Regions from separate parts of the Homo sapiens genome. Here region 2 is linked to region 1. A link is a loop called in an ENCODE intact Hi-C map of the cell type or tissue named here. Cell type or tissue: mesothelial cell of epicardium. All regions are shown on one strand.

Region 1 (5,000 bases):
GCTCTAGTTTTAAGCACGATTGCTGAAGAATAGTTCTGTATTTAAAAATACATTTTTTTTAGTAATTTGCATAAAGTGGTGATTCTCAACCAGGTGGTTTTTGTCCCCCACCTCTTAAAAGACATTTGGCAATGTTCGGAGATGTTTTTGTTTATTGTAACTGGGGAGTGGGGTGCTTCTGGCCTGTAGTGGATAGACGCCAATGATGTTGCTAATCCTATAATGCATAGGAAAGCCACCCACAACAAAGAATTATCTGGCCCAAATGTCACTAGGACCATGCCTGAGAAACCCTGCACTACGGTAACCTCAGGAGTAGAAGAGAAAGCGAGAACTTCATCCAGGTCTTCATGACTCCAGCTGATCTCAAAATGACCTCACTTTCTGTCTTTAAAGGCTCTCAACTTTTCATTTAAAGCAATTTTTACTTATCATCAGGATTTCCCTTTTAAGATCCACTTGCCTGTTAATAATCCCTCTTTTAGAAACTTTGGCCAAGGCATAGTATTTATTGTTTCTTTCACTTTTTAACATTTATTTTCCTAAAGTCTAAGATACCAAGGCTCTTCATGATTATGGTCCCAGCATGTTGTCATCTTTTCCCCCAGATTTCCAACACTTTCACATCACCCACACTTTTTCAGTGGTGAGAATGGAGTCATAAGGTAGTTACATCAATGATACTGAATTATCCAAAAGAATAAAATAATGCTCAACATGCTTCATAGATAATGCAAAAAGTGTCAACACTGCTACATACACAAAGCATCATCGCTTTTTATTATGCTTTTGTGTTTTTCTCTTAAGCAAGTGAAGTTTCAGATACCTAGACTCTCCTAATAAATGTTAGCCTTACTTCATGTAAGAAGACAGCATGATTTTAAAAACAGCAGGTATGATTTATATGGACAGTAGAGTCTTTTGTTCTGTCATGCATCTATTTAAGAAGGACCTAGTATAACTTAGAAAGGTACATTCCACTAAAGAAAGAGTAAAGTCACATCATGTTGGTCCTTTTGCTCGGCACTTCTCTCTTCTGCCACCATGGGAAGAAGGACATGTTTGCTTCCCCTTCTGTCATGATTGTAAGTTTCCTGAGGCTTCCCCAGCCATGCCTAACCTAACTGTGAGTCAATTAAACCTCTTTCCTTTATAAATTACCCAGTCCTGGGGATGTTTTTATAAGCAGCGTGAGAACGGACTAATACTCTGATCCTGTCAGCTGACCATGGCCATCAGATCAAGCCACTTACGAGCAGCATGCTGAAGAAAGAGGACCACAAGGTCAGTGCCAAGCGCTAAGCACAAGGAGAAATGCTGGTGCCACATGGAAGCCAGTGGCATTGCATTCGCAAGCACAGGTGAACTCTCTTGAGAGTGCAAAGTTGGAAATTAATGAAGAGTCCCTGGAATTCCTCCAGTCACACTGGAGGAGGATGAGCTGGAAAAACAGTGAGACTCAGGGAAACTGGTTGTCAGCATTAAGCATATCTAAATCAGCCTGGCCCCCTTCCATCTGAGCTTCTATACACATGACTCTACTTAATTCAATTTCAATTCAGTCACTTCGCGTCTACAACAAGTCAAAGGAAGTATTTCTTTTCTAGACATCTAAAGGACCACGATTATTTCAAAGTTATTTCAAGGTATTACACAGCCTTAATAATCAATTGAATGGCTGATTTTTTTTTTCTTTATCCAAGACCTAAAATTTTCTCATTAGATTTCAAGTTAGTAAGTCGAATCTCCATTGACATCCAGGAATTGATTGCAGGGCCCCCAACTAAAGCATACTGTCTAAAGACGTGAGCTCGAAGTCAAACTTAAACATGCAGACAAGAAATTGTATGCACTGATTGCTGGTAGCTGGAAGTCATCTCTCTCCTCTGAATTTCCTTAGTCACTGTCCTCTTAGTCCTATCTAGATGGTATTAGAATCATTTACATATAGTTTTTACCTCCTCTCCCAGCCTTACTAAGGAAGCACACTGACGGCAGGTTTGAGAACTAAATATCCTTATATCCTCTTTTAGGTGAGGAGTCCAAAGTGTTTACAGTCACGTGAGATAGCATATTTTGATTTACTCGCTGTATGTCAGTGTTGGCTCTATGTACATGAGATCAACACATCTCTCTAACACAATCAGAAAAAAAAATAGATCAGTTCATATGAACCAAATATCCAAATCAAATGATTACTTTCTTCCTACTTTTCAACCCCTTGCATTGCCACCAATGCCTTTTATTTATTTATTTGTTTATTTTTATTTTTTTGAGACAGAGTCTCACTCTGTCACCCAGGCTGGAGTGCAATGGCATGATCTCGGCTCACTGCAATCTGCACCTCCTGTGTTCAAGTGATTCTCCTGCCTCAGCCTCCTGAGCAGCTGAGATTACAGGCGCATGCCACCACGCCCGGCTAATTTTTGTATTTTTAGTAAAGATGTGGTTTCACCATGTTGGTCAGGCTGGTCTCGAACTCCTGACCTCATGATCCGCCTGCCTCGGCCTCCCAAAGTGCTGGGATTACAGGCGTGAACAGTGCCTGGCCACCAATGCCTTTTCTTAAATTAAATACAAAAATGCACTTTGCCTTCCTCCTCAGAGACTTTGTCAGTGAGACTAAATCAATGGAGAGCTTCTACTGATAGCTATCATTATTGTATTTCTTTTTCTACAAGGTGAAAGATCACTGCAGGGTGGTACCTTTATTGGAATTTCTCACAATAAATCCTTATTTAACTTTATTCGTATATCAGCCACTACAGTTAGACCTACTTCTTTAAGGTCTCCCAAGCTTTTTTCAACCTGGACAGTTTTAGTCATCATGATTTCACAGCTTGGGGGAGAGCTTCCCTCTCCCCCATCCCTTATGTAAACTCTGGCTATTCTTCAAGGCCTAGTTCAAGCTCCACCCACAAGAAGCCCCTTTCACAGGACTCCAGGCTACACCAAGCTGTCCCTTCCCTGAACTCTGGCTCACACAGTGTATCTCTTAATAGCGCTCTAACTGTTTCATGTTACGTTAGTGTTGTCTTCCCAAGTGGATCATAAACTGTCTGGTATCTATCCCCTACAAATCCGAGCACAATGTTGGACTTCTTTTTGTGCCCAATAAATACTTGTCGATTGACTGGCTGGTTTAGAAAACACAGTACACAGTTAGTGTGTGGGGCGGAGCGGGGGAATGAAAAGCAATAGGCAGGCTTCAGCTCTGGCCAAATTTAGATTACATTTAAATCTATGTGTTTCTTTAAAAAAATGAATGTTCAAGTCACTGACTCTGGACCTAGTAGGTTAGTCCACTGAGCCTTAGATTTCAGGGTGTTATTGTGGATTTGGCTTTCCTGGGATGGAACTCCAAGAAGATAGATTATCGTGTGCTCCTAATGCACTACACAGCCTATTGACTTTATATGTCATCAATGTATATTGTATGTCTACACTATTACCAGGAGAAGCAGGAGTGCATGTAGTTATGCCTCTGTCTCAGCCCGTCATCCCATGCTGTGCCCTATGGGAAGCCACTGATTCTTACACTTGGAGCTGGGACAATGCAACTTAATCAGACTGACAGGAAACAGGCAGCAATTACAGTGTGCTGCTACATCTGCTGGGTTCCACTTCACTGAAGGAAGAGTTATCTCAATTTTAATGTACATCCCTTTTTCATGTTTCATTTAACCTCTGCCGTATTATTAAACACATCAAAATATAATGACACTCGTTAAAGAAGAAAAAGAGGACAGTTGGGATATTTTGGACTGTATCTCCTATATTTGTAACTTAATTGTATCATTTTTGCTTCTCTTCAACATCTCTCCCTGGTGAATAACTAATTCAGAATATAGGTATTTAAATAGTGAGTTGGGAACTGGCTGTTTAAACACCTACATCAACACTGAGTGCAGCTACAATGCAACGTCCCTCAATCATTTTTCTGTTTTCACCACTAGTGTTTCTCTTTTCAAAAACATTCTTTTACAATGTGTCAAAATAGCTAGTTTACCCATTACTGCAGTGATATAAACTGCTTTAAAAGCAGCTCAATGCAATTCTTCAGGAATGTGTTTGTAATATGACTCAGGAAACCTTTGGAACTTAAATGAGCAGGTGTCTCACCCACTCTGGCCCACCCTAGAACAGCCAGAGCTCCATCAGCAGGTGGATCCTGCTGACCCGAGTTCTAGGATCTATTAAACCATTCATTTCTGCAAGACAAATGTGATGACACACCAGGCTAAGCCTCTCCTCTGAGGTTTGGTTTTGTGTGTGTGTAATTTTTTTTTCTTTCCACTGTGATTCTCTGATCTCTTATCTCTCTTTGAGCTCCAGTTTTACCATTGAATCTGAAGTATATAGTAAACCTTTCTAAAAATCAAATGTTCATCAGATTAATTGCGGCATCCAAATCCAGACTGCCCAAGTTTCCAAAGATATAATAGAAATGTGATCCTAAACTTCCACTTGAACTCTTAAGATGGTGTTTGGCCAAGCAGAATTTGCAAGACATTTACAGGAATTTGTGTGTATTAGGGAAAATGGAGGGAAAGGTTAATAACCAAAGATACGCTTCTATATAAAGAGTTTTTTTAGGCCAAAAAGCTCCAATGTCCAAGCTTTTAAAATAATTATTAGAATTTTCATTAAGAAATAATTTAATCAAAATATGACAGGCATGTCCATCATCAGTGCCAAATACGGGTTGCTATGAACTAGGGTGACAAAAAGTGGTCTAAGAAAGAGTGAGTGTTTTCAAGTAGCTAACAATCTATAGTGAAATCAAAACAAATGCAGAAAAAGATAAGCTAAAGCCCAAACAGGTTCCTATCAGTGTGTGGAATTTACTACAGGGCAACACTACAATGACTTATGTTTATAGTTAGGCGAACAAGAAAGAGCTGAAGCCCCTGAGATCTCCTTTAGGATAAAAGAGGCCTGATATTCAGCGAGCAAGCACTTACCCTACAGAGGCCTCCCAGATGTCTATCTCCAGCTTC
Region 2 (5,000 bases), 520 kb after region 1:
CAGCACTCACTGTGAAGCAGGAAATGAGGCTTGTCCAGAATGCCTTGCTCTGGTGGAACCAAACTGAGTTTGAGAGGCCATTCCTGTGTTTCAGAGCACTTTCAAAACTATTTTCTAAATACCCTGTTACAGAATTTCACCCAAGCTATTGGTGGTCAACATCATCTTTCAATAGCTACTATCTTGTTTTTCTTTAAATTAGGATATTTGCCTTCTCTAGTGTTCTGTCATCTCTCCTAATCTCCACAACTATCAAGTATTTCGGAGAGCAGATTAGCAACCTCAACCGAAAGTTTTGAACTTTATCAATATCATACTTTATTTTTTTAAAACTGAAAAAAAAAAGGACAGAAAGGTAAAAGAACTTGAAGAAATTCTTTTAGCCATGGATGAGTGATAACAGCTGAGAATCCTTGAGCTTACCATTTGATATTTCTATATTAATTTAAAGAAAAGTCAAAAGATTTTGAAAACAGCAATAGAAGTAAGATCCTTTAAGCTCTATTCAGCAGCCCCTAAGAAAAGTGATGAGGACACTGTGCATGCCCATATGTGAACATGGTTGGCCACCTTAGGTATTTCCCCTTCTCTCCACATGAATACATATTTTACTCAAATTCAGACTCTATGATGTTGAAACAGTCTGGCATTGGATGTTTACCTCAAAACCCTGCTCTCTCTGCACCTAGGACAAACAAATCCTAGTTCTCTGGTGTTTAGCATCTTGGAGCCATGAATTTTAAATAAATCAAAGACAAAAACCTTGTCTTTCCCAGTTTTAAAATATAAAAGATACACACACACACACACACACACACACACACGTGTATTTAAAATAGACCCTATAACCTCATCATATTCTTACATCCTTACATGGTTTTCTTCTTAAATTGTGGAGGAAAAGGCAGGCAGACACATTTAATAGCACAGTGATCATCATTTTTTAAATGAACTGTTACAGGGACATAATCTTAAACTATCCATAATTTGGAATAGGCACAACTGTGCATTTAAAAAAATGCAATATTACCCTTATTTTCTCAGGAAAGCAGATTTTCTGGAGGGAAAAGTATATATTGTATATATTAGAAAATATACATATGTTCATTCACTCTTTCTGCATCTGCTGTGCTTCAGATGCTTTTGGGGATGCATAAACGTGTAAAAGAAAGTATCTGATCTTACAGGCCTTTTATCCTGGTAGAGTGATAATACAAATATGGGTCTAACTATAATGCAAGGTAGAATTATGAAATGACCTAAGGAGCAATTCAGACCGCTAGGAAAAGCTTCCCGGAGAAGATGCCATTGAGCTCATATTCGAGTCCACATAGAATTTCAACAATTAGAGACAGGATAGAAAAGGCGTTTCAGAGCCATATAATAAACATGATTTAAAACCAAAAACAGAAAATAAAGGCTCATGCACCTAAATGGAAGTAAGAAAACTGCCTGATGATACCAGTCCTTGCAGCTTGCCAGCCAGGGCTGCATTGGGTGAAAAGCCCCTCCACAGCACGGCAGCTCCAGCAGTTGGCTCGAATATTTCACATGAGAGTCCACAGGAAGAGCGAGCTTTCATGTATATTTTTTACATCCAAATTAAGTTAACTCATGGAATTTTCCACCCTTAGGAATTAAAGTAGCAACTCATGAAGTAATTCAGTTATGTCATTCATACCAAAACAGAAAATACTGGAGCAACTTGGCACTGTTTAAAAGCCAAGATTAGGCCTTGGCCATTTTATATTTTTTCACATTCCATGGCCGTTGTGTTATTTTAACTTTTATTATGGCTGTAAATTTTTCAAATCAAAAGTATCTTAATTGCTTAGAAAACAGAAGTTGAAAATGGGTTCATAGTAAGAAGAGGGTTTAGGCAAAGCAGCTTTAGGAGTGAGAACTGAAAAAAAGCTGTAGCATTACATTTTCTGTAATGCGAGGGTTCTACCTATTTGGTTGACATTCACAGTTGTGCATAATTATAGCTTCCTCTATATCCATAAATCATCTTAGAACTATAAAGTTGAGTTTAACCAAAAGATCTGTCCAATATTAGTGAAATGACATCTTTAGGGAAGCATTGTCCTGATACAATAGCCACATTCATTTTAAAGCAGTTAATTGGACACATTGTCAAAAACCACGGTATTGAGTTTCCACATTTTAATTTCACATTTGCCTTCTCCCTGGCTTCTGCACACGGACGGGTCTCTTTTGGAGCTGAAAGTGTGTGAAAGTTATTGGAGAATGGTAGTCTCTGGGTAATGTTTCTGTAAGCTGCCCAAAATTTTCCCCCTGTAGTCTAGATGGGAAACAGCTGGTATTTGTTTAAAAAGCTGTTTTGCAAAATGTCTAAACCTTGAGATATAGAACTGAGGTCACCATTAAAGCAGGTGCTTAAGAGCAAGTGAGAAAGACTTCAGAGGCCGACTGGCTCTGGAATCTTCTGCAGGGCACTTCCTATTAGAAGAAAAAGTGTTGAAGTTTGCTCCTTTATTTAGGACACGGCTATAAGTATTAATAAGTAAGTGCACTAGCAATACTACTAGAAATTGAGTATTTTTGAACATAGCCAGCCCTCAAGTGAATAATTAGCTCAGTATGAAAGGAACTAAAATGGTCATTTTTCTCACAGGGCTTCAAGATACAAGAGCCCAAGGCGCTCTAGTCTCCTTTGGGTGTTTGAATTTCCTCTTTAAACACACCAACAGTAAAAGAACTACTATTTCAAATAAGCAGTACCATAACTGACTATATCTTCCAAGGTTTTGGATGCAATCTAAGGGAAAGGGGGAAAAGAGACCCGACTTGGCAAGACCCGTACCGAAGCAGTCTGGAAAAAAAGCAAAGCAAAAAACATGTGGAACCACTAAAGGCCAGTGCACGTCAGGTATCCACCAGTCTGAAGATGAAAGGAAGTAAGCCTCCTCCCCTGGGAGCTGGAGGTTATTAGCAGCTGTTTATCCAGTCGGGAATAGAGATTAACATTGTACTTTTTTTTTAAGAACTAGAAGAAAATTTGTTTGGGAAGTTGGCTTTTCATATCAAGTCACTGTGCTTTGCCAAAAAAAACTTCCTTTCTCAGAACTCATGTACTAGCATTGAGCAATGTTATGATTCTCTGAGAAACTCTGAATTACCAAAAAGTCTTTCTCCATTAAATAGAACAGAAAAGGACAGAGAAATGGGTGAACGTTTGCCATTGACACATTGCAGTTGTACTCTTTACCATGTGAAATTTGCCGTTTGGTCTATTACCTGTTCTCCAACCTGACTCTAAATGGGACACTCTGCCCTCTACCCCTCACACGTACCCTCACAACTTAATCATTGCCACTCTAAGGTGCACACAATGGGTTCTGCAGATACCTACTGCTTGCAAAAAGACCTTTCATGAGATATTGGGGAAACTGCCTAGTACTCTGGGTGCTTTATTCTCAAAAAACAAACAAACAAACAAACAAAAAACGAGTTGGATATAGGTATTTTTCCCCTGATTTAATGCTACTCTTAATGTCATTTTCTTTTATTAAATCCTTTCTTCTGCTTTTGATCTTATTTATAGCAGAGCCACTGGTCATATGGAAACTATTACTGTATAGCTGCGAGATGAAAGACTTCATGGCAATTAAATAAGAGTGAATCATTTGGGCCAATAATACACACATACAGTGAGGTACCATTTGTGTCCAAAATGCCCTGTGTTGTTCACTTTGTAGCAAAGCCATTGAGCTTTACAAAGGGCTTTACAAAAATCTGCTTTTTGTCAGAAATATGTAGTCTGACAATATGAAAACACATGTTAACACACAGTCCTTAGCTGCTTGCTTCTTCACACATACACAGTATCTAAATCATGCCACTTATTGATATAAAATGAAATTTTCACTTAAATTTGGGATATTATTTAGTTGTGTTAAGCGTCAGCTCTTTAAAAATATATTTGGATAATCTATATCAAAATTCGACCCATCACTCAAAACCTGCCTAAAATGTCATGTTCTTCTTAAAGTAGTCCCTGGTTTCCTAAACGGGTATGACTTCATCATTTTTTAAAACCCTACATGACCTTGTACTCCTTTATGACATTCATCGTATTTTGCCTTGTATAGTAATATTATCCCATCATTAAAATATCAGTGCCTGGGCTAGGCGCGGTGGTTCAGGCCTGTAATCCCAGCACTTTGGGAAGCCAAGGCGGGAGGATCACAAGTTCAGGAGTTCGAGACCAGCCTAGCCAACATGGTGAAACCCCGTCTCTACTAAAAATACAAAAATTAGCTGGGCGTAAAGGTGCACGCCTGTAATCCCAGCTACTGGGGAGGCTGAGGCAGGAGAATCGCTTGAACCCGGGAGGCGGAGGTTGCAGTGAGCCAAGATCATGCCACTGCACTCCTTTCTGGGCAACAAAGCAACACTCCATCTTAAAAAAAAAAAAAAAAATCAGTGCCTGCAAAGTCATAGACGTGTTTATTTTTCCTTGCAAATGCCCATGTAGTGCCTTGCATATAGTACACTTTCATAAGGCGCTTGTCAAATTAAGTGAAATGTTTATTTGATAGAAACATGCTAAATGTATATTTGGCAATATCAAACAATTAAATTTCAGACATAGTCTCACAGATCCATAGCATTTGTGTCATCATTTGCTAAGCATCTAACTGCACATTGTACTATTACACTCCCGTGCAGTGACCTGTGCAGTTCCTGTCCTTGGGATGGGATGCCCACAAATGGAGACAAGTATAGGCTTTACGAATGGCAGCAAAACAAACTTATTGAAGTTTATGCCCTGCACCATTCAACAATGACCTTGAATGTGTTTTAAGGGTGGTGTCTGTAATGCATAGTGAGCTCGTGAGGTGACAAGAAAGTGGAGATTTCTGGAGATCCACTCAGCCCTGAAGGGTCAGAGAGTGAGGGGATCTGTGAGGCTAATAAAAGAGAAGCAGTTGGTGAGTTAGGAGGAAAAAACTAGCCCAGCAGACAGAGCAGGG

What was found. Peaks named below come from ENCODE experiments on the same cell type or tissue, not always from the same donor. Only the 100,000 strongest peaks of a DNase experiment are listed, where the experiment ranks them.
Region 2: a loop joins it to region 1, with 11 times the contacts of the local background. A loop is called at or near these places in 2 of 110 quality-filtered maps.

What each region holds. Positions count from the first base shown.
Region 1 is chr18:55,762,563-55,767,562 of GRCh38, reverse strand. The region is part of intron 2 of LOC105372130 (a long non-coding RNA gene); the gene reads right to left. Among named protein-coding and RNA genes, the nearest start is that of LINC01415, 17 kb to the left of the region's middle. RefSeq lists a silencer at 4,031-4,325. In mesothelial cell of epicardium, no CTCF peak of the experiment used is centred here; no DNase peak of the experiment used is centred here.
Region 2 is chr18:55,242,057-55,247,056 of GRCh38, reverse strand. All of the region lies in intron 15 of TCF4 (transcription factor 4), which reads left to right. Among named protein-coding and RNA genes, the nearest start is that of LINC01929, 120 kb to the right of the region's middle. In mesothelial cell of epicardium, no CTCF peak of the experiment used is centred here; a DNase peak (open chromatin) is centred at 2,906.